Regions from separate parts of the Homo sapiens genome. Here all the other regions are linked to region 1. Evidence: chromatin loops called from intact Hi-C (ENCODE). Cell type or tissue: endothelial cell of umbilical vein. All regions are shown on one strand.

Region 1 (5,000 bases):
GAAACCAGTTAGTGACAGAGCCTGAAAGAGAATCTTACTCTTATCCTAGGTGCTATTTCACACTTCATGATGCCTTGCAAAGATTAGATATACAAGAATACATAAGAATTTCCATTAAAAGTCACACTGGAAAAAGCAACATAAATCTTTGGGGAAACATAGTGTGAAATGACTGCACTCCACCAATTAGTCAGTATGTTAGCTAGCTACCTGGAAACCAGAGTCAAATTAAAAGGTGGATTATCCAGGCAGCACTCAAAGCATCCATCTCTAAGGGGTGCTAACAAGACAGCACCCTTGTGTGAATTAGAAAAATATCCTTTACCCAGGAAGGTGCAGTCCCTTGAGAATAAGACACCCCTTCCTCCAGGTGAATGTGCCAGCACCTGTCTGCAGTGTGGCAAGTGGAGAGTGAGATGGATTTCAGTCCCCACTTCGCCCCTTGGGTGGGCATCCTTGTGCATTTACCAGAAATCCTCTCTTGGAGACCATATGTGGGTGGGGGTTGCTTTGATAAGCAACTTGAGGTGGGGTAGAGACAGCCAAGCAGCAGTAAATGATCACTAGCCTGCCTTCTTCAGAGGGTGACTCTTCTTAACTGAGTGGGGCACAAAGTTTGAGGTCAGAGGAGAGGCTGAAGGCTGCCCTGGAAGTCCTTCTATGTCTCTGCTCACCCTCATTCTCCCAAAGGCCTAGGGTTCTGAATTAGAGCATGAGTTATCACAGTGTAAATTCTACAATTCCCCTGAAAACAGTCTACAGTGTCAGAGGTCAAAGAGTGCTCTGGTATTTATTCTGGAGGTGGCACTTCCATTCTGAGATAGTTCAAATACTTCCTTTCTCTGCATTGTCTATGGAAAAAGTTGACTTTGCAGTCAACTTATGAATATGAATCTTGTATTGTCTTAGCTGTGTGATGACTTTGAACTCATTCCCTTAAAGCTGCTGAGATTCTTTTTCCTCATCTGTAAAATGGTCTTTGCTATAAGGATTAAAGGAGACAACACATTGGCAAACAAAAGTGCAACTAACGTGGTCAATAGGAGGGGAAAGGGTGCTCTCCCATCTTCCCTCCCACTCCATCTCACTCCAGATGCAGACAACCTACTGCTGGGAGCCTCTTGCACTGTCTGTGCCACTACAAACCTTTACCTCTCAGGGCCCAGAGGAACTGGGCACCAGAACGGCTGACTGAAAGGGAAGAGAGGATGATACCTAGGTTTGATTTGTCCTTTGGGTACCACAATTCCCACATTTTCTTTAGGTCCTGCTAAATTGAAGTTTTCCCTGCAAATGGGTGCCCTGTAGACTCTAGAGTATCTCTACTTATTTATGAGTAGGAAGGCCGTCAGAGTGGTTAAGAATGAGCATTGGTATTGGAGAGACCTAGGTTGGAATCCTGGCTCTACTTTTTCACTTTTTGTGAAGTCCTGGGCAAAAGTCAGCCCGTTTTCCTTAACTATAAAATAGGGACATTAGTTCTAGATAGTTTCCTGATACACTGAAAAAAACACTCCATAAGCATTAATATTATCATTAGGGGGTCTGCTGGGTCAAGTGCTCCTGGGTTGCTCTTTAAAAAATCCCTCACAGTGGCAGAAGGAGGAGACAATGCCTGCCAGTCCCTGCGTCAGGTGACAGCCAGGGAAGGCACGAGGTGGGAACTGGAATTGGGACTTCTGGGCTGTAGTGGGCTATGCCCCCGTGTTTGCACAAAGTTTGTTATCAATAGCGTGAGTTCTCCCAGAATTGAGGATTCTCAGATTGCCCCAGGAGGGGGTATCTGGGATCAGATGCAGAAAATGATTATGACACATCACTATGAACAGAAATGGTGAACTAAGGGTGAGGCATGGAATTGGGACCATATCACAAAAGAGACGGAGGACACAAGTTTATAATAGTTACCATATCCACTTAGATTCCGGAGGTGAAGGACTTTCTGGTCACACCTATTCTTTCTTCCAGGACTTTTTGGAAGCCAGGGATAGAAAACACACTGGGCACACACTATACCCCTGATGGCTGGGGCTATAAAGTCTCTTCTGGGTGGTCCAGGAAGCAAGACCAGAACACATACCGCTGCTGGCCCGAGGATGATGACATGTAACTATTAAATTTTCATGGGTTTGAGGTCAAGTATCTTGTCTATTATCTTTTCTTCCCATAAACAGTAGGTGCTCAATAAACAAGCATGACAGCAGGAGAGGAAATGAGGAAAAGGCAGGATAAATAAAATACCCCTGATGAGTTCCAGGCCTCTTAATCTTGGTTCTTTCTCAATCGGTAAATATCAAATAAGGGCTCAACCGTAGTCCTGCCAACACCTCCAAAGCATCTCCATAGTCCGGATGCTAAACCACCCAGTGTCCACCAGGGGTCCTGGGATGAAGGGAGACGTGTTTCTTTCACGGTCATCATGATCGATTACTTCTTCCCTTCAAGTCCAGAGTCGCAGGCAGTGGACATAAGGCCACCTCCAGCCCTCTGCTTCCAAGGCTGGGGAGAGGCAAGGTCTCCCTTCGCCGCCGTAACCAGCCCGGGAACAGGAAGGCTGGGGAAGGTGGGGGACTCCATCAGCAAGGAAACCCTGGGGCTTCACTCTCCTACAGGCGGTCCTGCGAGCGCGGCCAAAGAGAGGCAGGGCGCTAGGGAAGGCGCGGGGACCCGGCCTCGGTGGAAGGACTTGTCCCCGGCGCAGAGGACGGGCGGGCGGCCGGGCGTGGGCGAGCGCGTAGCCGGCGTGCTCCTCCGTGCGCCCGGGCGGCGCGGGCGCGGCCGGCGATCCTGCAGAGGGAGCTGTGCGCCGGCCTTAGCGCACGCTCGGTGCCGCCCGCTCCCTCTTGCCGCCGCCGCCGCCGCTGGGCCCGCCCGCCGGGGAGGGGCTCCCGGCCTCGCAGACAGCGGCTTCCTGCTTTCTGCACGTCCTCGCCGCCGCGCCGCCAGTCCGTTTGTGCTAGCTCTGGCCGTGAGCCGGCCGCCCGCTGCCGCCGGCCGCCCCGCAGCTGCCTGCGCCCCAGCCGCGCCTCGCGGCCAGCCCGGCTAGCTCAGGTCCGCTCCCGGAGCCCGCGCCCCTCCACGCTGCCCCCTGCCTGTCCCCGGCCATGCTGTCCCTTCAGTACCCCGACGTGTACCGCGACGAGACCGCCGTAAGTATCTCTGCCTCCGCCCAGAGGGCTCCCGGGCAAAGGTGCCCAGCCTGCCTGACCCGTGGCACCCGCAGCTCCTCTTCCTGTAGGCCTTCGACCCCCGCGTCCCTCCCCTCCCCCTCGGCCTTTGTTTGGGAGAATTGGGCCGGGGGCGCGGGGCTCCTCTGCAGCGCTGGGGTCCCGCGGGCGGTCACTCTGCTAGTGCTGGCGGCGGAGCCTGTGGGCAGCGCCGCCCGGCCGCTTCCTAGAATCAATGGGGTCAAGGGCAGACGCCCGGGTAGAATGGGTGTCTTCAGGGAGTGGGAAGACAGACGGTGTCACTGCTTTTTTGACTGGCGAAGCCTCTTGCTTAAATATGGTGGTAGGAGAAAGTGTCCGCTGGGGTGTGTGTGTGTGTTTGTGTGTGTGTGTGTGTGTGTGTGTGTGTGATGTCACATTTAAAAACGAAAACAAACTTTTAAAACTTACACTTTAAAGTCCTTAGAGTTGAAGCATATTCGTTCGATTTTAAAAGGTGTGTTGAGCGCCTACCCTGTCCCAGGTCGGATGAGGCGCACTGGGCCCTGGGGATGCCAGAGACCCGGACAGAAATGGGGAAGGCGGAGCAGTGACCCCATAGTGTGGCCGTGCTGATCCATGTTTTCTTAAACAAGAAAAGGAGTTGAGAGAGGGTGAGAGGAGGTCTTAGAAGGGAGAGGGGTTGACCTTTTTCAGAATGAGTAAGTTTTGTCTAGTGGCGGAGTTGACCACCATTTGCCTAAGCTGCAGATGAACTCAAGGTAACTGTTGAGATCCAGTAGGCGGAATTCTGGGCAGACACCTTTTTTGTGTAAACGTGAATTTGACGACTTAGGAACTGGATTGCATCCACATGTTGTGGCCGTGATTCTCTTACTAATAGCTACATTTCTCAGATTACTTAAAATATAATCAGAATAAGTATGTATTTGTGTGATACAGTTTTAATGTTTTTCTGTTTACTTTCCCAATTTATGCCAGAAAGTGTTTACTTTAAAGCACGTGCTACATTGGGGTAAAGGGTGCTGACGCTTCGGAGTAAAGGACATACTGTTTTAAATTAAGACTTCCAAGTGACACTGATGCATTCATTCATGGTTTCTTTGACCAGTGGCCATCTGGTAACCATGTTTTCTCAGTCTGCTCAGCTGCTTGCTTATTAAATTTACCCTAACAGCTCAAGAAGCTCTATTCCTGTGGTTTAAAGGTTGTTTCCTTTGAATATGGGAGTAAAGTGATCCTGCTGGAATGGAGAAAGAGGCTGGACTAAATGAAAAGACCAGAGCGCTAGTTCTGGTTCTGTCATTCACTAGTTAGGTGACTTTTAGCAGCTCTTTTACCTGTTATGGGCCTTTTTTCTCATATGAGAAATATTTGGACTGACCATAGGGCTTACTTGCTTCTGCAGTAGGAATGTTGTCATTCATTCATTCATTCATGTGACAGTCTAGCTCTGCAGTGTTCCAGACTAGTAATGGGAAGCCAGGTGACTCTCTTGGTTCTGGTTCTTGAGGATCAGAATATAAAGAATTACCCATTCTGTGGTTTGATAAGTGCAGTTTTAAGTTTGTTTTTAGAGTTACTTGTTAGTTTTTCACCACTGTGGGTGCCTAAATCCTACAGTTTGTTTATTTATGTTTGATATTTCATGAAAGGTTTAAGTGAGGATTTTATGAAGACGTCTAAAAGATTATAAACAACTCGGAAGGGTATACTGTGGATTTTAATACACTCCAGTTCCTTCTCATTAAGCAACTCATGCTAACTCTAAGCCTCGTGGCCAAGGGAATGTAGCTCTGGCCCAGTCTGGATCTTGTTGTGTGGCTCCTTGAT
Region 2 (5,000 bases), 410 kb after region 1:
TATATACTGCAAGGATTTTAAATCTTTTGTCTGTACATTATAAATCATTTTCTTACTTTGCAATTGGCCTTTCAATTACTTAAGAAGTTTCTACAAGCTATTTAAGTCTAGTAATAAAAATATAGTTAAAATGACAAAGATCCTTAGTCATGCACAATACCCAAAAAATTACCTGGTTTACCGTACATACATACTTAATTTATACATAATTTACTCACTTTAGTTAAATATTTTAGACCCCAATGTGTAAGTAAACTGTCTTGATGACATTAAAATATATTTGGAATAAAATATTTCACTCATTAAATGGCCATCATTACTTTTATAAATAATAGGTTATCTAAATATAAAAATGACTTTAAATGTCAACATCAGTGAATGATAAATGATACTGGATTCTAAGAGGAAATGAATGGACAAGAAGAAATTAATTTTTTATATAGGCAGTTGTAACATGACACAGCTGGCAAGTACGGAGAGAAAAAAGTAGTTAAATATAAATGGTGAAGGTAAACAAATTTTAAAATCACAAATTATTATTGTCTATATTTTAACAATAAACTATTATACAAAGAATAAAATTAAACCAGCTAATCCTAAATTATTTTGGAATAAGCTCATTGTTAAGTATGTTCTGTTTAACACTGAAAAATCTAAACAAAATGATAATAAAATGTTAACAGATTTACATCCCTCTTTTAGTTGAACTTTATGCTTTATGAATAAAATATAGTCACAGGACTTCAATTACATAATAGGTTAAATTTTACTGCAATGAACTTCAATTATTTCTTGGTTTTAACCTTGTGGGGTCTTATAACATGAAACACTTCTTAAAAACATGGGTCTTGAATTAGGTATGTTTATTTTAATATTCTGTTATTGTATGGTTTGATCAGTATTACACATTTTAGCTAAAACTATTCTAATTATGACTAAAACAAGTTAAATGGATAACAAAAGGACTTAATTTTACAGCATAAAAGGGTTTAAAACAATCTTTCAACAATAAGGCTTTTCCAATAATGAAACCTTTTTTTCCTCAGTTTATTATTGTATATAAATAAGACAGTCTTTTCAAAAGCATGTAGAAGAAGACAAGCTCATCAAAAAGGCACAAGGGAATAAATTAAGGAAAAAAGGCTACTGCTGCTTCCCATGAGTGACACCAACACTAATGGGGATGCTAGGCATATAAACCCGGAAGTGTCAGCCTTAGCTAATGTGCTAAGACTAATTTTTATGGGATATGAACCCGGCCATGTGCAGATTATAAATTCTGATTTCAGTACAAGTATGAGCTTCTTACCATTAGAAATTCTACCATCATTATTCTCTATCATCATCACCAAATGTCAAACCTCTCAACCTGAAAACATTTTATCATTTTAGCAGTCAGGTCTATATTGCAACTTTCAGGCTATCTCATAGAAATAACGTGTGTGTGTGGCGGGGGGGGGCGGGTGTTACATATTTTTGTTGGTACTATATTATATTGGGCAACTGAGAAACTATACATATAGATACAGTTCAATTTCGTCATCATCAAGGTTCAAATTTTTTATTCTTTTCTTCCTTTCACTCCATCTTATCTATATATACGAAATACTATATAAATCACAATATTTATATATCATAACAATAAAATTAAAATTATAACCATGTAAAAATATTTTATGGACAAACTTTTTCTTTTCTTTTTCTTTTCTTTTTTTTTTTTTTTGAGACGGAGTCTCGTTCTGTCGCGCAGGCTGGAGTGCAGTGGCGCGATCTTGGCTCACTGCAACCTCTGCCTCCCGGGTCCACGCCATTCTCCTGCCTCAGCCTCCCGAGTAGCTGGGACTACAGGTGTGTGCCACCATGCCCAGCTAATTTTTTGTATTCTTAGTAGAGATGGGGCTTCACCGTGTTAGCCAGGATGGTCTCGATCTCCTGACCTCATGATCCACCCGCCTTGGCCTCCCAAAGTGCTGGGATTACAGGCATGAACCACTGTGCCCGGCCTTTCTTTTCCTTTTAAAAACCAAGGTTTCACTCTGTCACCCAGGCTGGAGTGCAATAGCTCATTCCTAGCTCACGCAGCCTCAAACTCCTGGGGTGAAGTGATCTTCCTACCTTAGCTTCCCCCAAGTAGCTGGGACCACGGGTGCATGCCCCCTTACCTGGCTTGGACAAACATTTTTAAGAAAAATAAAGTTATTTGAAATAGACTTATAGGCAAGGTAAAATGTTCATTAAACAATTAAGGGGGAGTTTTGTCCACAAACACTATTTTCATCATACCACAACCTGGTTAAGGAATCTACATGAAGGATATTCCAAAGTTTATCAATTAAAACCATATACGACCTGGTTTTTCCTTACTTTACTACCCCTCTACACCTCCTTAATTACTGTCCTTAGTGTATTCCCAATACAGACTTACTAGAGCACTTCCTAACAACACCCAACATTTGTCTCTGCCTCTAAGCCTTTGCTAAATTCTTCTCTTCACTTATCACTGTTATATACTGAGAAAGACAGAAGCAGCCCTTCACAGTCAGGAGCTGTCTTGGCACTATCTGTTAGGCCAAGAGTGTTCTGTTGAACATAAACAATTTCAGAGAACACTAACATCAGACAAGAACATTCTGTGACCTTATCTGAACAGAGACAAAAACAAGAACACTGTCCAAACCAGAAATGATCAAACACTCCCCTCTTCTGGCTAATAAAGTTGTTTAACAATTTCTAGTTTTAGCCCTGCTATATTCCTCTTTCTAGATAAGAATTGTTAAGATACCCAACCACAGAATGACTCCTGCTTTCTGATGGCATCCAGTCCAGAGCAAATCCCTGCTTCCTTAACCCTCTGCAAATCCCCTAACATAAACTCAAGTCCCATAAGTCCTTTTTAACGCCCTCTTATTGAGATGCTACAAGATTCCACATGATGTGCCGTGTCTCACACTGCTGCAAATTATAAACCTGATTTTGTTTGATTCACATGTGTTTCTAGTGGGGTATGTATATATGTGTATTTTATATATATATATATAAAGTATATAATTTTAAAATAATTTTTAAATATTTTTTAAACCTTACTCAGAAGACATAGTTATCTAAGAAGTTTCCCTTCATTATATAAGCCCAAGCTACTTTTAGTTTGGCTTTAGCTATTTTTTTTAGTTTAGTTTATATTTAGTTCATCATGTTTTTACAGTTCTTATTACATGTATTTATTTACATGCTGTTGAGTAAAAATGTTTCCATTAAACGCACATATATATTTGCCTTCTACTTCCGAAACAGAAGATATGCTTCTTGTGGATCTAAACATTTATATCTTTCTATCACTATGAAGAAAGTATGTCACTAATCCCTCTTATTTACTGGTACTTTGCTAAGTTCTATTCCTGGATTCTTTTCTTCCCACTCTACATTTTCTATTTCACTACCACTTAAATCTGATGATTCCCATATCTATAACTAGAACCTAGACTTGAGTTCTCAGACCCACATGAATATATCCAACTGGATGGTCACAGGGCCTGCATACTTACATTTCTAAAACAGATTTTATATCTGGCCCCCCCAAATCTGAGGATCCCTCTCCTTCACTATAATTCTCATGCTTCTGTCTCTCCGATCCACTCAATCAACTCAAGCTAGAAATGTAATAAGTCACTCGTATGCTTGCCTCCTCTCTCACCCTCTACAACCAATAGTCTACCAAATCCTAAGTATACTCTCCTTAAATCTCTAATGTTCCTGTTTGTCTCCAGTGTTACTGCTTTGGTTAAGGCCTCCTTTACCCTTTTCCTAGAAATGCAGTTCTCTTACCTTCCTTAAATGCATCCTCAATACACAGGCTGAGTATCCCTTATCCAAAATGCTTGGAACCAGAAGTGTTTGAGATTTTGGACATTTCTGGGATTTTGAAATATATGCATTATACTTACCAGCTGAGCATCCCTAATCCCCAAAATCCAAAATGCTCCAGTGAGTATTTCCTTTGGACAGTAAGTTGGTGCTCAAAAATTTTTGGATCTTGGAAGATTTTGGATTTGAGATTTTCCAGTTAGGGATAACTCAGTCTGCAATACAGCAAGAACCACTTATAGTGAAAATCTGTTCAAATTACTTGTCTGCTTAAAATCCTTCAAAGGCTCCCCGTGTGAATCAGTTTAAAGCCGACCTTTCAATAAGTTTAAGGCCAACCTTTCCATCCCTCTTACCTCTTCAACCAACTGTCTCACACCGTCCTCTCATCCTTTGCCCACACTTAACTATTTAAAATGTTCTAAAAATGCCTGGCTCTGAATGTAATGCCTTCTCTGTTGAGAATTACTGCCTGACAAAGACCCTTCTCTTACAAGGCTCAAATTAATAATCGACTCTTACATAATATTTTTAACACCCTGACAAATGAAAAACCTCCCCTTTTGGGATTCCAATATACAAATTTTCCCAACAGGATCTATGTCACTTTTATGAACGATTTATAGCTTTCTCTCCTATTCCAAACCACAAGGTCCTTGAAGACAGAGCCCATGACTGAATCCATTTTTAAATCCTAAATAGCTAACACAATGCCTGGCAGAAAACAAAATTGAATGGATAAGTTAAATAACTGATTTGCTAATTCTTAGTAAAACAATTTTATTTTGCCACAGATCTTCACTTAAAAGTATCGTTAAAAGTTAAAAAATGTTTTTATCGGTCAGGCGCGGTGGCTCACGCCTGTAATCCCAGCAATTTGGGAGGCCGAGGCGGGCGGATCACGAGGTCAGGAGATCGAGACCAACCTGGCTAACACAGTGAAATGCCGTCTCTACTAAAAATACAAAAAATTAGCCGGGTGTGGTGGCACACGCCTGTAATCCCAGCTACTTGGAAGGCTGAGGCAGGAGAATGGCATGAACCTGGAAGGCGGAGCTTGCAGTGAGCCGAGATTGCGCCACTGCCCTCCAGCCTGGGCGACAGAAGGAGACTCCGTCTCAAAAATATATATATATATT
Region 3 (5,000 bases), 220 kb after region 1:
GGGAATCAGAAACTATTGGGGCCACTGAAGAATCTGTCACACAGGGATATCTTTGTTGCATTGAGACAGGAAAGCTATTTTAAGATGGTGTGGTGAAAAAGGATAAAAGCTCCTTACTCAAGCTCTAGCTTATCTAACTCTCAGTCAATAGGTAACAAAACACCCAAGAAGCTGTTAACTGCAAGCTCCTATTTCAGAGGGCTAGGGACTTCCCCAGATCCCCGCCTGTACAGTTAGACTTAAACTCCAACCTACATTTACCCCTTCCTCACTTTAATGCTAAAAATTACTCCTGGGGTGGAGATTTAAAATGCTAATGCTACATATGATGTATGAAAAAGCATATTGGGCCACTGTGCAAGCACTAGAAAAACTCCTCCTATAGGTGCCCTGATGTAACCCTCCCCTATAGAAAGACCCTATAAAACTGACCCACACACTATCCTCAGAGCAGTCCGTTCCTTTGCCTTTCTTGGTGCTGACTCCCTTGCGCACAAGCTGAATACACTTTCCTTTGCTGCTATGTTTGGTGATCTCTGTTAATCTCTATCATGGGAGATCATAAGAATCCAGGGCAACAGTAACAGCTTCTGAGTTTTTAAATTAAAAATAACAGTAATATAATCCTTAAATTTTTAAAATGTAGGACACTAAACAAGTAAAATCTAAATCCAGAGTACATCTGACCTCAAAGTTCATGGGCTTCTCACTTCCCTGGCCATAGTTTAAAGGTGTGTGTGTGTGTATATATATATATATACATATATATACACACACACACACACACACACACACACACACACACACTATGGACTACATCCAGTTCAAACTGGATTTCCAACATTTGAGTAAATCCCTGCAATGAAGAGAAAGAGCAAAGGCCTAGGAGTCAACTGGTTTCTAGCCATTTCTGGGGTGTAAGAATATGTGTATTTCTTGATCCTCAGTTCCAGCATCAATTAAAGGGAGTTAATTTTACCATCTATATTCACTGTTTTTGTGGTTACCCTGGGGCTCAAAAAAGACACTGATTGCTCAATAAATTCTTGTTCCTGGAGTCGCTGTTATCAATATGGTTATATAAAATGAAAGCGAACTAGAAGACAGGAGATGACATTCTTAAATTAGTGGCGTGTTTTACTGGTCGTCACCAACCCTCACATTTGTTTCATCACAAAAACAAAACAAAACTTTGCTAATTGCAAAGGAAGAAAAAATGCACCTGATCATTGCTTTAAAATTGTATGCATTTGGTTATTACTGATATGAGCTTTTTGTCATTTGTGTTTTTAAATTTTTTCCTTTTATGATTGTCTATGCCCTTTACTCATTTGCTTTTAGAGATGTTCATTGATTTGAATATAGATATTTTATTTTTCATGCAACAGTCCGTATTTATTGGTTGGGTGCGGTGGCTCACATCTGCAATCCTAAGCTTTAGGAGGCTGAGTCAGGAGGATGCCTGGGCCCAGGAGGTCGAGATTGCAGTGAGCCGTGATCACCACTGCACTCCAGCCTGGGTGACAGAGCGAGACACCATCTCTAAAAAAAAAAAAAATACTATATTTACCTCTCTCTCTCTCTCTCTCTGTCCAATACACCCTAATATTCCCGTCCCCACTATGGTGATTTACCTCTTCATTTTGTTTACGGTGTGTGTGGAGCGGGGGTGAGAGAGCAGGCGTGCAGTTGCCTTGGTTCAGCAGCCAGCCCATCGCTCCTGCCTAGTGTGACTGTGAATACTAGGTGTATGTTACAACCGGGAGCGGTGTACACTCGGGGAACCGCATCTTTGGAAACTTCGGTCCGTAGCGGCCGCTAGGATTCTCCGCAGCCCCGCACCCCGGTGGCCGAACCGCCTGCCCCGGCCCAGACGCAGCCGCCGCGCCCGCCCACCCGGCTGCGCCCCGGGGCGCGCGCCCGTGCCCGGCACCCGCCCGCGCCGCCGCGCCGCTCCGGAGCCCGCTGCGGTCACGCTGCGCCCGGCGCCGCAGGGTGGGCGGCGAGGCACTCACGAGGGGGACGCTGAGGGCTTCCGCGCGGGCCACCCGGGTCAAGCGCGCTCCGCCGGGAAACTTCTGCGGGCGCCGGGCTGAAGCTCCGGGCAGGGCTGGGAAGGAAAGGTAAGAAGGTGAGCCCGGGGGCGCTGCGTCCGCCGCCTTCCGGTGCTGTCCGCACCCTCGCACCTCGCGGCCGCTTCGGGCAACTTAGCGGGCGCGGCTTCTGCTGGGCCGCCGACCCCTGCGAGCGCTTGCGTCTCGCTGCCCCGCGCTGCCCGCGCCGCTCCCTTCCCGGCTCCGGTCAACTCCGCGCCCTGGGGTCCGGGGTCTGGGGTCCCGGCTGTGTCGCCGCTCACAGCTCGGAGGTCTAGGGGATCCTTTGCTGCGGTTCCTATCCGCGCCGACCCCTGAAGAACGCGAGTCGTATGCCCTAGAGGCTTCTGGGCGAATATTCCTCCCAGATCTTTTCCTGCAGGTCCTACTCTGGCCCCAGGCACCCTGGAGCCGAAATAAACAGGCCAGTTTTGCAAGGGAGAAAAGCCGTTCCTAGGGGCCCTTGTCAGTCCTGGGGAAGTCATGCCAGCGCCGGGAGTTTCCTTCCCCCCTACTCCCGCCCCCGGTCTGTAAGCAAAGGGCCTGACTGGTGTCAGTGCTCTCACACTGTTCTCACAGAGTTGGGGGTACAAAAAAGCTGCCTCATCAAAGGTCGCGCGGACCTGTTTTCTCCATTTGGGGATCCCCCTGCCAAAAAAGAAATTTGCCAACCCCTAAATTGTCTTATCACCATGTCGGTTACAGTGGTATAGTTTTGAGGGTCTGTATTTTAGGCAAAGATGAAAGGCACAACCAAAATACAGTAAGAGGGGCAGTGCCAAAAATTTAGCCAGAAGACATTTGCAGAAAGTGAAAAATTCTGTTTGTAAATAATAAATGGAAAAGTAGAATTAGAAGCCCACTTTTGGACGCAATTTGATTTACTAAACTTCGTTGCTTCCTGACTTTTCACTCTAATTCCGGTAGTTAGATATTTTGAATTTGCAAGCCTACAAACTGCAATTGAGTTTTATAGCAGCCTTAAAAAATTATTGTTGCCTGTTCATACTAAGTTTAGTGGCTATTTTTTTTCCTTCTTGTTTTTAATTCTACGGACTGTTGCATGAAAATATCCTCTTGTGAGAGTACAATAACTTGGCATTGTTCTTTGTGACAATAGAAAACCAAACAAGAACTACATGAGACAGAAAATATAAACAAAAAATTGGATCTCAGTTTCCATATTCGCAAAATGAAGAGCTCTGGCTGATCCCAGATTCCAGATATCTCTGAGGTTCTGTCCTGAAAAATCTGTGTGTGTGTGTGTGTGTGTGTGTGTGTGTGTGTGTGTGTGTGTGTCTTCAGGAGTTTGGGATACAAATATTAATTGAAATCTAAGATATTCTCTGTCCTCAAAATTTTATACATTTAAATGGGAAATATTTGATAGTTGAGTTTCTTTAATCATATCAGTCCCTCAAAATAGCTGAATCATGGTGCATCTTCTGCCTCTAAATGGTTACATTCTATGCTATTAAATAAAAATGTGTCATGGGAAACAAAAGTCCCATACTTTTCACCACAAGACTGACTAATACGGTTGACACACTAGAGCACTGATGCCTGCTTATTTTGAAACAGTCTCCAGGAAGAATTAAGAATGTTATGAAGCATTTGCTACAGTATGTGAGCATAACACATAAGCAACATGGCAGGCAAGAAATTTCAAAACTGCTTTGGAAATATCCATGATAGATCTGAAAGTCTGTAAACTGCAGTTGAGATCACATTTTGTAATTATGGTCATTGGTCAGTTGGGATTATGAGCTCCCTCGAGAGAATGTCCCTCCAATTAATAGAAGAGTATATCGAATCACCGATTCGATTGTTTTAAAGGAAGAGAGAAAATGTTTCTCCCTTTTATCTAAGTAGTTATAAGAAAAAGTCTTACAAGGAAAATTACATCAGGTGTTTTCTAAATTAAATAAATAACCGAAAGTTCCTGACTGAAATTACCTATAAAAATGCAGGGTCCTCCTCCAACCCAGAGAATCCAGGGATTGATTCACACAGACTTTTAGCGAGACTTTCTTACTTTGTGTTCTTCAACAGAATAATAACCTCCAGTGACTCTGGCACACTGAAATTGGCTAGGATGGGATCATGAAGGAAGGTGTTGTGGGGTAGTATTGGAAGGACAAGCAACTGGCTAAGCTTACAGAAGAATCTCCATCCCTCTGAGCTTCATCTTCCACTCTGAACAATGCTGACAATAGTATGTAGGTTTCAGAGTTGCTGTGACTCCTAAATGGATCTGTTTTAGGAATTAGTACCTGCACAGAGAAAGAGCACAGCTGATCTTGGTTCTTCCTGTCTTCTTTGGAAGGTGTTTGTTTCCTAGCTGAACAAATTGCAGCTGAACTGTAGATAACAGCTTTTGCTTTTAATTTCAAAATTCTGTGTGGCAAAATCTTGATAATTGTTGAATCTGGGTAACAGGTATATGGGAATTTGTTGTATACTATTTTCTCTATTTTTGTATGTGTTCAAAATTATCAGAAAAAAATTTAAGTGTGAATCTGAAAAAAAAACCCCACACTTTGAGTTATTTCTAGTCCAGGATTTCATTTTACATTGTCTGTTTCATTTTACATTGTATTTTTTAATTAGTGAATATTTAAATATAGAGAAATATAAATTATGTACTATATAGGGAGTGGATGGGCAGCGACTGGTCCTGGAGAACAATCCATGGCAGTCTTCAATTTTTTGTGTGGAATATTTTTTATTATGAAACAATCTAAAGAAAATATGACAGTGTTGATGGTTGTTAATTCTGGTTGTTGGGTTCATGGATTTTTTTAAATGTTTATATTTAAAATTTTTTTACATTGGTATAAAATCACCATATTGTTTCCCAAAATCATTATAAGAATACAAATAATGCAGCTGTTTTTAAAAAGGTAA
Region 4 (5,000 bases), 270 kb after region 1:
TCTCTTTCTCATTTTCTCTCCTGATTTCTCTCCCTACCCGGACCGCACTTCTCGAATTATCCCCGTAAGGAGGAACGACGAATGCCGCCGGTCCCACGAGACTGCCGCCCCCCACTCATGCCCAAACAAGGATAGAATCTTGTAGCGAGGCGACAAGAAAATAAATAAGCGGGCGTTTCAAACCGAGTCCTCGGGTGTGCAGACCCGCAGCGGAGTCGCGGGAGCGAGGTGGGAAATCCTGGCCGCGGCGCCGGGCTCCGCCCGCCGGGGGGCGCGGGGCGGCGGGCGCATGCGCGTGCGCGGTGCGGCCCCAGCCCTGGCTGCCGCCGCCTGCCGCCGCCGTCGCGATGCCTATTTTAGTCAAAGCGGCTGCGGGCTTGGGGACCCGGCCCGGGCAGCGGAGCTTCCGGACCCGCCGACCCGCCGAGGAGCGCGCGTCGGGCTCCCGTCGAGCAGCTGAGCCCGTGTGCCCCGCGTCCCGCGCCCCGAAGCTGCCGCTCCGAACTTTGGTCGGCGCTGCCCAGGCTCCCCGCCAGGGACCAGCCGGGTAAGGATGGGAGGCGCAGCTGCAGCCGGCTTTCCCCCCGCGCCGGGTTGTGTGCGGCCTCGCGCTCCCCTGGCTAAATCGGGAAGCGAAAGTTGGATCTCAGCCCCTCGGGGAGCAACTTTGTCGGCCCTGGCGGCAGCTGCTTGTTCTACGCGCCCGGGCAGCCGGGGGCGCCGCCCTCTGTCCCTCCTCGCTGGCCGCGCCCTCGAGGGGCTCCCGGCCCTTGGAGGCCGCCCTTCTCCCCGGGTCTGGGCGCTGCGGCCACAGAGACCCTCAACGGTCAGCGGCCGCCGCTCAGGTCAGGCAGCCCCAGCGTCCCCGGGCCCTCGGCCCCACCGAGTGCCGGCTCCCGCGCTCTGCGGCGGCAAGCCCCTTGGTGAGCTCCGTCTCTGCTCTCTCCGCCGAGTCTCCGGGGTTCCTCCTCGCCCCCTGTAGGGCCGCCTCGAGCCGCGCAGAGCCTGCGTGCAGCCGGGCGCGCGGTGTCGCCCACTCCGTCCCCGCTCGGAGAGTAGGGTGGGCCACGGCGCTCACTCCTCACCCCCGCGTCCCGAGAGCGCCTGGCCGAGGAGGACCGTTGCCACGGACCCTCCTCCTTTAAGGAGCGAGGTCAGAGGGCCCCGGGAGAGCGCCGATGGCTGGGGACCCGAGGTCCGCGCCACCCACCCGCAACCTCCTTCCCCGAGCCTTTGGGAACGGGTTGTTGGCCAGACAAGTCCCAGAAACTGCCTGCTTTGAAGCATGAATAAGTGCGAAAAGACTCTTAGCAATGTAATGCCATTTGCCATTCGGGAGATGTGCGAAGATTCAGTTAGAATTACAGAATGAATTAACTCGACTAGCAAGACGCTCGTTTGCAGTTATCTTTTTCATTTTTTTAGTTTGGTAGAGGTTTAATGTTAGTTTCAGCATTTAGCTATTTAGCCCTACAATCACCTATTTGAAAAACGATAAACAAAACTTTACTAGTATAGGTAATTTAAGGACTTCAACTTTGATGATCTGATGAGGGAAAAATAATTTCTCTTGATTTAGTCAAAATTAATCTGAAAAGTTTACCAATTTAGCAGTCTAACCTTTCTCTTTCCACCTATTCTCTGTATAAGAATTGTTAAGTGTAAGCCACTTAACGATTAAGTGGTAATCAAAGTAAACTGATCTGATCAATATTTTCGACAATAGGTAACTGGCATTTCACAATAGACAATTATATAGATATATAGATACATATATCTATATATATCTCTCTCTCTCTTTAATAAGGTGTCGTGCGTCAAAACATGTTTAGGATGACCGTACCTTCTAAAAACTGCTAATAATATTTTCTGGTTCTTGGGTCATAATAGTAGTTTTCCTGTCATTTTTCTTGGACCAGAAATTGGTACTTTTAGTGTCACTTTAAGAACTTGTAAAAGCCTGATATTGAATTATAGTGGATTAATAGGCAATACAGGTGAAATTGGGTGAACTCGAGGGGCAACATGTATTGATTGATTGATTATGTAAATGTGTATTATAGAACCATAGGCTATTAAAGTTTTCCCTATTCCAAGGAAGAAACAGACCCGAGGAGCAGAAGTGGCTTTCCCTGGCTTATGTAGCACCCTGGTGGCTTGTGGTGTAGAACCTCACTCAACCTCAGGAAGGCTAGGCACTCCTCTGGCTTTATTACTGAGATCTGGGGAGACGGAACAGTGATTTCTGAAAGTGTTTATCAGGTTGACGTTCCTTCAGAGTGGCTTTCATCCCTGTCTCAGTGGCCTTCTCTACAGAGGCTAGGCCTTGGAAGTACATAGATGAATAAACATTGTCCCTGCCTCCTAGAGGACAAACAGGACAATGGGAGTGTAGGTACATTCTACAGTGCTGTCGAAATGATAGTTATTATTAACCTATGTAATGCTAGGGTAGGTGATGTTGGGTTATGAGTGATAGAGGATACCTCATATCATTCTCTGTCCTGCAGAAGTTACGAGATTCATTCTCGTTTGGCCTTGAAAAGCAAATTTTGTATAAATGGAGTTATTAAAATAATGATCTTCCCCCCCGCCATCCTGATAGGCTTATATATTTGCTGATTTCAGACATTTGGAAAATAGGTGAATTTTTGTTTCTTTCCTTTTTGTAGCAAATCAATATCTAAGTCAACTATTACTATTAATATTTATGAGCTATTTCAGAATTATGTAAAAAGATCTTCAGTTGACTTGATCATTTCATTCACAATTTGTAAATTGGTGTGCTTGTTTTTTATCATCTTTAAGCTGTGGAATTCTTTCACATTTGTCTGTTAACATCCTTTCAAAATACCCATTTTGTACCAATTAATTATTCTACTACCTAAAACCTTTAGTATGTTAAGAACAAGCAGTAGAAGAGTAAGATTAATTGCATGACCTTATTTTGAAAGAAATACATATTTCTAAATTTAAATGTATTTAGGGTCCCCATTTGGAATTTTGCTGAAACAGAATAATTCATATAATCTGTAAACCTACATAGTGTTTGGCAAGGACCAAATTTGTGCAATTAATAATAGAGTGTTTTTTAAGGACCGGAGACCGAAGACAGGTAACATAGGAAATGGTTTTATATAAGCATGTGTAAAATGTATATTCTTTAAATGTACTTGCTATGGATTTTCATATGTATAAGTAAACTGGAAGTTTACTACTTTTAAATTTGTGATATGCTACCAGGTAGAATTATTATGGGAAATAAAGTAGAGATTTAAATAAGACAATAAAAGTTTCATGTTGTATCTCTCTGTGTATATATAAATGTTTATATGGCTATATATTATTTGCATATATGATAATGTATTATGTATGTATGATACAGTGATTTAATGGTGGTATAAAAATAGAGCCTTCTAAATATCCTAAGCCTTCAAATAGATGTGAGGGTATTCATATTTTTTAAGTATTCAAATAATTAGTTTTCTAGTTATTTTTCCTGTGTTTGGATTCAGTCACCAGTGGGAATTTGATGGAAGACTAGACTAAATAACTTTGTAATTACCATGGTTTATGAACATTGGTGATTATCTTAAAGACTAATTCCCTCACTCCTCCCTTCCCTACAAGTGTTTATACGTATATATGTGCCTATGAGGGAATAGTTTTGCACTATGCTAAGTATTTTATGTATTTCATTTCATTTGATCATAAGGCAAATGAGGTATTATTACCATCTTTTAACAGGTAAGGAACTGAATACATTTAATATGTGACAGAGTTGGATTTGAATCTGGGTCTGTCTAATTCATAAGCACTAGAGAAGTCTATTTAATTCACAGAAATAATTTTGGTATAATACCTATGAAGGTAAAAAGATACAATTGCCATTTTTACGATTTTACTTTTGTTTACTTGTTTTTACAGGAATTTTCAAAATGAATTATACAGAGTCCAGCCCATTGAGAGAATCAACTGCCATAGGTTTTACACCTGAGTTAGAAAGTATCATACCTGTGCCTTCCAATAAGACCACTTGTGAAAACTGGAGAGAGATACATCATCTGGTTTTTCATGTAGCAAATATTTGTTTTGCAGTTGGGTTGGTTATTCCAACTACTCTTCACCTTCATATGATATTTCTTAGGGGAATGTTAACTCTAGGTAAGATACCTAACTGATACTTTATGTAACTTTTCTGTAACTGACATAAGATGGGCTTTACATTGAGAGCTTCAGAGTATTCTTTGTCAGGCCCATAGCAAGCCAAAAAATGTAAGTCTTTGTTAATGAATTAGCAGTATATCAATTAGCTTAGAGCATAGGCCTTCACATGCCATATCTCTCCCTTACTTACTTTGTTTATATGTGCTTTCATATGTTGTTTAGGTTTTCCAGATACCAGAACATTCATTCATGTGTAAGAGTATGAACTTTAAAGCCAAATTGTGTGATTCAAATCCTGGTTCTATTTCTTGTCAACTGTAACTTGGGCAAGTGATTTAATCTTTCTACTGCCTCAGTTTCCTCATGTATCAGATAAGGGTAAAAATAATACCACCTCCCAAAGTTGTTGTGAATTAAATGTGTGTCATATATATATTTAACTTGGAATATTGCCTGCCCATAGTAAGTACTGTATAGTTTTAACTATTATTACTTGAAAAGATATTTGCTGTGGGCAGTAAAGAAACATTGGGAACAAAAACAATTACCAGATACAGTAGTTCAAATAAAACAAATTTTTTTTGGTCCCAGTAACCCTGATGAAGCAAGTTAAATTGATTCACATCAGAACATTAAAACAATTGAATCTGTTATATTAGCCAGTGATTCTTGACAAATTATTCTCTATGTGATTATTTCCCTGATGGCCCATTTATTCAGGTGCATTTTTTAGCACCTGTGATGTGTCCAGACAAAGACTGAGGAAGGCCGTCTTCATCCTTGAGAAAGACACTCTTGTGGGGGCTGGTGGAGAAACAGATGGGCAATCCCAG
Region 5 (5,000 bases), 130 kb after region 1:
CTGGGCGATAAATAAAGCCTAATGTATTTTTTCCTACAGATAATGTATAAATATTGCATGTGAATCTCCAAGGGGGAGATTGTTATTATTAACAGGCAGGGTTTTCCAAACTTGTTTCTTTTTAGAACTAACCCATATTTGGAAGAATGGGGCTGGTCAAAAGACACTCTTAAATGAGATCAGAAAACAGATCTCCATCTTATCTGGTGGGAAACTGAGCCCAAGAATGTTTTGGCCTCACGTTGGTTAACTGAGCAGAATTTTTACTGTTTTCACTATTTACCTACCCTTCAAAATAAAACTCTACTAAAACAGGTGATTTTATTCATTAATAAATATTAAATACATTGAAAAACATGACACCCCTATTAGGAGAATGTAAAGAAAAAATATCCAGATATTTCAACTATTATCAGTCACTGTTAAAATCAACATTACTTTTATACTTAACACCCTTTTTGTTAACTTACCCAGGAAACTTGCCTGGTACTTCGGAAGGTGCCCTCCTCCTCTGGCAAAGTCTGTTGCTTTCTGCCGGACTGAGAGCCAGCAGGAGGCTCAACAGCCCATCCAGGTTTCTCGGTTTACAAAGAAACTAGGCCCAGAGAGGACATGTGCTTTTCCTAAGATTGCAAAACTGAGCCTGGAATAAAGGCTTTATAGATGTTATTAAAGGGGCAGCAAGCCCCTTTATACTGTGGATTTCAAGTTTCTCAACAAAAGAAAGGCTTGGACTTTTTTTGAACCACTGAGTGTGGTTATAATGACAATTATTACTCCACTTTGTAGCAGTAAAAAAAAAGCCTAGAGAATATGAAACTACTCACCTTAAGAGACAGTAAGCATGCCTGTGATTTGGGTTGTTTCAACAGACCTGTGAGCTTCCTTCCTACAGTCTTTCAAAGTTGGAGCCACATAAATGACACAGCTCCCCAGTTTCCAGGAGCCCTTGCCAGTCATGGCCTAAATGGTAACGCATAGGCACAGTCCATGGTGGTCACTCACGTACTAGTTAACTGCAGTCCTCACTGCTAATTAACTACCTAGGTCCCTGTGCCATAAAACTCTACTGTTGCTCTCCAGCCTCACAAAGGTGTTTTTGCCTTCCAGATACTCTCCATTGCATAATGTGAAGTTACCAGAAGCAGATGACATCCAGTACCCGTCCATGCTGCTCCTCACTGCTGACCATGATGACCGCGTGGTCCCGCTTCACTCCCTGAAGTTCATTGCCACCCTTCAGTACATCGTGGGCCGCAGCAGGAAGCAAAGCAACCCCCTGCTTATCCACGTGGACACCAAGGCGGGCCACGGGGCGGGGAAGCCCACAGCCAAAGTGATAGAGGAAGTCTCAGACATGTTTGCGTTCATCGCGCGGTGCCTGAACGTCGACTGGATTCCATAAACAGTTTTCGTGCTTCCTCCTGACAGCGACAGAAAACCTCAAGGGCTTTCCCACGTTGACACCAAGAAACCACTGGGCATAATGCTTCCCCACGGGAACATTATTCCTGCACTCACAGGCTACAGTTGAACAGAACTGCCGTGGGAATTTTATCTTTTTTAGGCTTCTCCTTTTTAGCAAGGCCTTGGTGTTTCTTTTTCCACCCTGTCTAGGCACATGTGGTTTTTTGGTGTTTTTTTTAAGGGCATGTTGGGATAAATAGCTAAATGGCAACAAACACATTGTGAATATTAGATTGCTGAATTAAGGATCATAGTCGGGCATACTTATCTATATCCATAACCTCTATATCTTTAAATAAATGTGAGAACTGTTCTCATGGAGAAGACTTCTTTGCAACAATAATAAATGTTATTTAAGAATGACAGGCTTTTACTTCCGGTTTCTTCATATTGAGGGGCAACTCCAGAAGTGGAGTTTTCTGTGAGAATAAAGCATTTCACCTTTCTGCAACAAGTTAGTTTTCAAGCAGTTAAGTCATAGAATGTTTGTTAGCTTTGAAAATAAGTTGTTCATCCACTCTGTCTCCCTTGTTTGTTTGTTTGTTAGAGGTGATGAAGCTGTCAGAGGGGGTTCACTGTCATAAACAAACACTGACCACTTAGTTGGGTAAAAATCTGATCTGGGGCTCTTTTGGTTTGGATGCCTCCTTTCAAAAATCACTGGGCTGGAAAATTCAGATTATTCACCTATTTGTATATTGATTTGTTTACAAAGTATTCCTAGAAATCAGAGTTCCTTGGATCCAAGGATCCTTGGTTCCAAGAGATCACATGAGTAAATTATCCAAACAAACAGATACATATATCCAAGCATTTCTTACAGTCAGAAATTTCAGCATTTCCCAAGCTGTTTCTCCTGCATAGATCACTCCTGGAAATAGAAATAGTCATACTTACTTACTGGAAAAAAAAAAAAAAAAGTTTTGGTTTGCCCACCCCCAAGATTTTTAAGATATACTATTCCTTAAACTTTCATCCATAAAATTTTTTTCAAGGCATATATTTTAACATTTCATGAAACAATGTTCCTTTGAGTATCAGTTTGGGAAATGCTGATCTAACTTAAAACAGTTTTTTTTCCTTTGTCTTGCTTTATCAGATGATATGATAAAAATTATTATTTTATATAGTATCTTAACCTTATATAAAATAGCTTAAAAGATTACTTCATTATTCCAATAATTTGTACTTTTCCAAGTAAGTCCCATCTTCCAAGTTGTATATGTATGTGCTTTTAAGAGCACTCTCTCATTCTCTACGTTTCAAGTTATGGTCAAAAATTAGACATACCATTTTCTATCAAGCATATCACTGCATACCAAGCATATTGAAAGACAGCTATATGGCTTGGTTTTTCTCTACTGGAATCATGTTTTCCGTTACTATTTAGTACGGTACATAATACAGTTGTCATTGAGTATAAGATTCACCATAACTCCTCTGGAAACAAAGTGTGCCAGTAGCTAGTGTTGCATGCTGAGACTCTGTCGTCATCACCATCTACTCAGATACTGATACTAGCTAGCTTTGGTGTAACTGCTGACCAGCATGGCAGGAAAGAAAGAAAATACATTTGCATGGTCAAGCCAGAGGCAGCCTCTTTCCTAGACTAGCTGTGTGGTGTGAAGTACAAATAGCTGAGTTGGACCCACTGAGTCCAGAGCATTTTCAAGGTTGCACAGAATCTAACCATACTTTCTGAGGTCTGCTTTACAGCAGAAAATACAGTGTGTAGTGTGTGAGCTTCAGATATCAGGACTGGGTTCAAATCCCAAATGTCACTTAGCAACTGATGAGGAGGAGGAGGAATACAGTAATACGTTTTTAATGCCTAGCATGATTGGCCTCCAGTTACGAGTTCTCTTTTCCAACCTAATTTTTGTGTCTAGATTTTCACAGGACAACTAATCCCACCAACTAAAGGTATTTTGGGGAGTAGGGGGAGCTTTAAACATTAGAAATAAGACTTGAGATTGGGCTCCTACCCAGAACTCTAAGGGATTCTTCTCTATTTGATCCCACTTTTCTGTATCCTGTGCTCTGCCCTTTGGCTCTTTCTTATGATTACTCTCTTCTAGCTATTTTGAAATGCACAGTAGATTATTGTAAACTATAGACACCCTACTGATCTAACACTAGGTCTTCTTTCAAACTGTATATTTGTAGGCATTAATCTCTTCATCCTCCCTTTCTCTGCCTGCTTTTTTAGCTCCCACATGAGTGGAGAACATGGGATATTTGTCTTCCTGTGCCTGGCTTATTTCACTTACCATATTGACCTTCAGTTCCATCCATGTTGCTGCAAATGACAGGATCTCAGTCTTTTTCATGGCTAAATCATATTCCATTGTATATATGTACCACATTTTCTTCATCTGTTCATCTGCTGATGGGCACGTGGGTTGATTCCCTATCTTGGCTGTTGTGGATAGTGCTGCAGTAGACACAGGAGTGCAGATATCTTTTTGATATACTGATTTCCTTTCTTTTGGATTCATACCCAGTAGTGGAATTGCTCGATCACAGAGGACTTATATGTTTAGTTTTTTTAGGACTGTTTTGAAAAAGAAAAAGTTGTACATGTTGCACAGGTGGCCTCACTGCTTTGTCACAAGGCCCTGCTAAGCACACCAGAGCATTTGTTACCTTAGCAAGATAAAGTCACATTTATGTTCACTATGGACTTACCTGGAATATTATAAAACTTTCCAATTAATCATGTTTCTTAAATACTCCCACTAAAGCTTAAGCAGCTACACACACATGGTGCTACAAGTTTGAAAAGGATAAGTTTCAACTAAGGAAGCCTGTCACCAGTCTCTCAAGGTTTGTCAGTTTTACCAGCCTCTGGAAGTTCCCAGCAGGCCACATAGCTAATGCCCAGAAGGAGTTGCAAAGACTCAAAGGCAGGTTAAGGACAGGCTGGAAAGCTGTGGAGGTTGCTGTAAAGAGGCAAAGGTCATACTGTTGGGGTGGTCAGGCCAGTGGGATGAGGACTGAGGCCCTTGAAGGAGGAACATTGAGCCATTCTCATCCTCCATATCTCAGGGGCTGAAGGTGCAGAGAGAAAATGTCCTGCCCTCATCCAGTTGATATTCCAGGGAGGAGACAGATGGTAAATTATCTTGCTCATGTTTACCCTGTGCCACCCGCTGCAAGCACTCTGTGTGGATGAATGTTTGTCCTCACACAACCTTAGGAAGCACATAATACCTTTTCCCCATTTGGCAAAGGTCCAAGTTCCCCAGCCAGGAGGTGGGCAGGCAGGGCAGTAACCCCAGGAGCTGGGCCTTGGATACTGCACTCTTTTTTTGGGATGGAGTTTTGCTGTTACGGCCCAGGCTGGAGTGCAATGGCGCTATCTCAGCTTACTGCAACCTCCACCTCTTGGGTTCACGTGATTCTCCTGCCTCAGCCTTCCCAGTAGCTGGTATTACAGGCGCATACCATCATTCCCGGCTAATCTTTTTGTATTTTTAGTAGAGATGGGGTTTCACCATGTTGGCCAGGCTGGTCTTGAACTCCTGACCTCA

The links. A loop is a pair of places that touch in the nucleus more often than their neighbours do. Peaks named below come from ENCODE experiments on the same cell type or tissue, not always from the same donor. Only the 100,000 strongest peaks of a DNase experiment are listed, where the experiment ranks them.
Region 2: a loop joins it to region 1, with 4 times the contacts of the local background. A loop is called at or near these places in 4 of 110 quality-filtered maps.
Region 3: it touches region 1 in a loop (4-fold over the local background); 9 of 110 quality-filtered maps call a loop at or near these places.
Region 4: a loop joins it to region 1, with 12 times the contacts of the local background. A loop is called at or near these places in 21 of 110 quality-filtered maps.
Region 5: a loop joins it to region 1, with 3.0 times the contacts of the local background. A loop is called at or near these places in 2 of 110 quality-filtered maps.

What each region holds. Positions count from the first base shown.
Region 1 is chr6:105,400,996-105,405,995 of GRCh38, reverse strand. PREP (prolyl endopeptidase) reads left to right here and starts at 2,914. Exons shown (of 15, transcript NM_002726.5): 1 at 2,914-3,149. The coding sequence starts at 3,105. RefSeq lists a silencer at 2,637-3,206. In endothelial cell of umbilical vein, a CTCF peak has its summit at 2,386; DNase peaks (open chromatin) are centred at 2,465, 2,865 and 3,455; H3K4me3 peaks cover 1,725 bases; H3K27ac peaks cover 1,245 bases.
Region 2 is chr6:104,994,004-104,999,003 of GRCh38, reverse strand. All of the region lies in intron 2 of LIN28B (lin-28 RNA binding posttranscriptional regulator B), which reads right to left. Among named protein-coding and RNA genes, the nearest start is that of LIN28B, 39 kb to the right of the region's middle. In endothelial cell of umbilical vein, no CTCF peak of the experiment used is centred here; a DNase peak (open chromatin) is centred at 2,643.
Region 3 is chr6:105,176,956-105,181,955 of GRCh38, reverse strand. It overlaps POPDC3 (popeye domain cAMP effector 3), which reads left to right and starts at 1,942. Exons shown (of 4, transcript NM_022361.5): 1 at 1,942-2,123. In endothelial cell of umbilical vein, no CTCF peak of the experiment used is centred here; no DNase peak of the experiment used is centred here; H3K4me3 peaks cover 1,017 bases; H3K27me3 peaks cover 179 bases.
Region 4 is chr6:105,132,516-105,137,515 of GRCh38, reverse strand. It overlaps POPDC1 (popeye domain cAMP effector 1), which reads left to right and starts at 359. Exons shown (of 8, transcript NM_001199563.2): 1 at 359-547; 2 at 3,928-4,164. The coding sequence starts at 3,939. RefSeq lists silencers at 321-430, 441-560. In endothelial cell of umbilical vein, a CTCF peak has its summit at 2,383 (motif pointing left); a DNase peak (open chromatin) is centred at 515; H3K4me3 peaks cover 1,399 bases; H3K27ac peaks cover 537 bases.
Region 5 is chr6:105,274,549-105,279,548 of GRCh38, reverse strand. It overlaps PREP (prolyl endopeptidase), which reads left to right. Exons shown (of 15, transcript NM_002726.5): 15 at 1,111-5,000. The coding sequence ends at 1,405. It overlaps PREP-AS1 (PREP antisense RNA 1), which reads right to left and starts at 533. Exons shown (of 2, transcript NR_199037.1): 1 at 471-533. In endothelial cell of umbilical vein, no CTCF peak of the experiment used is centred here; no DNase peak of the experiment used is centred here.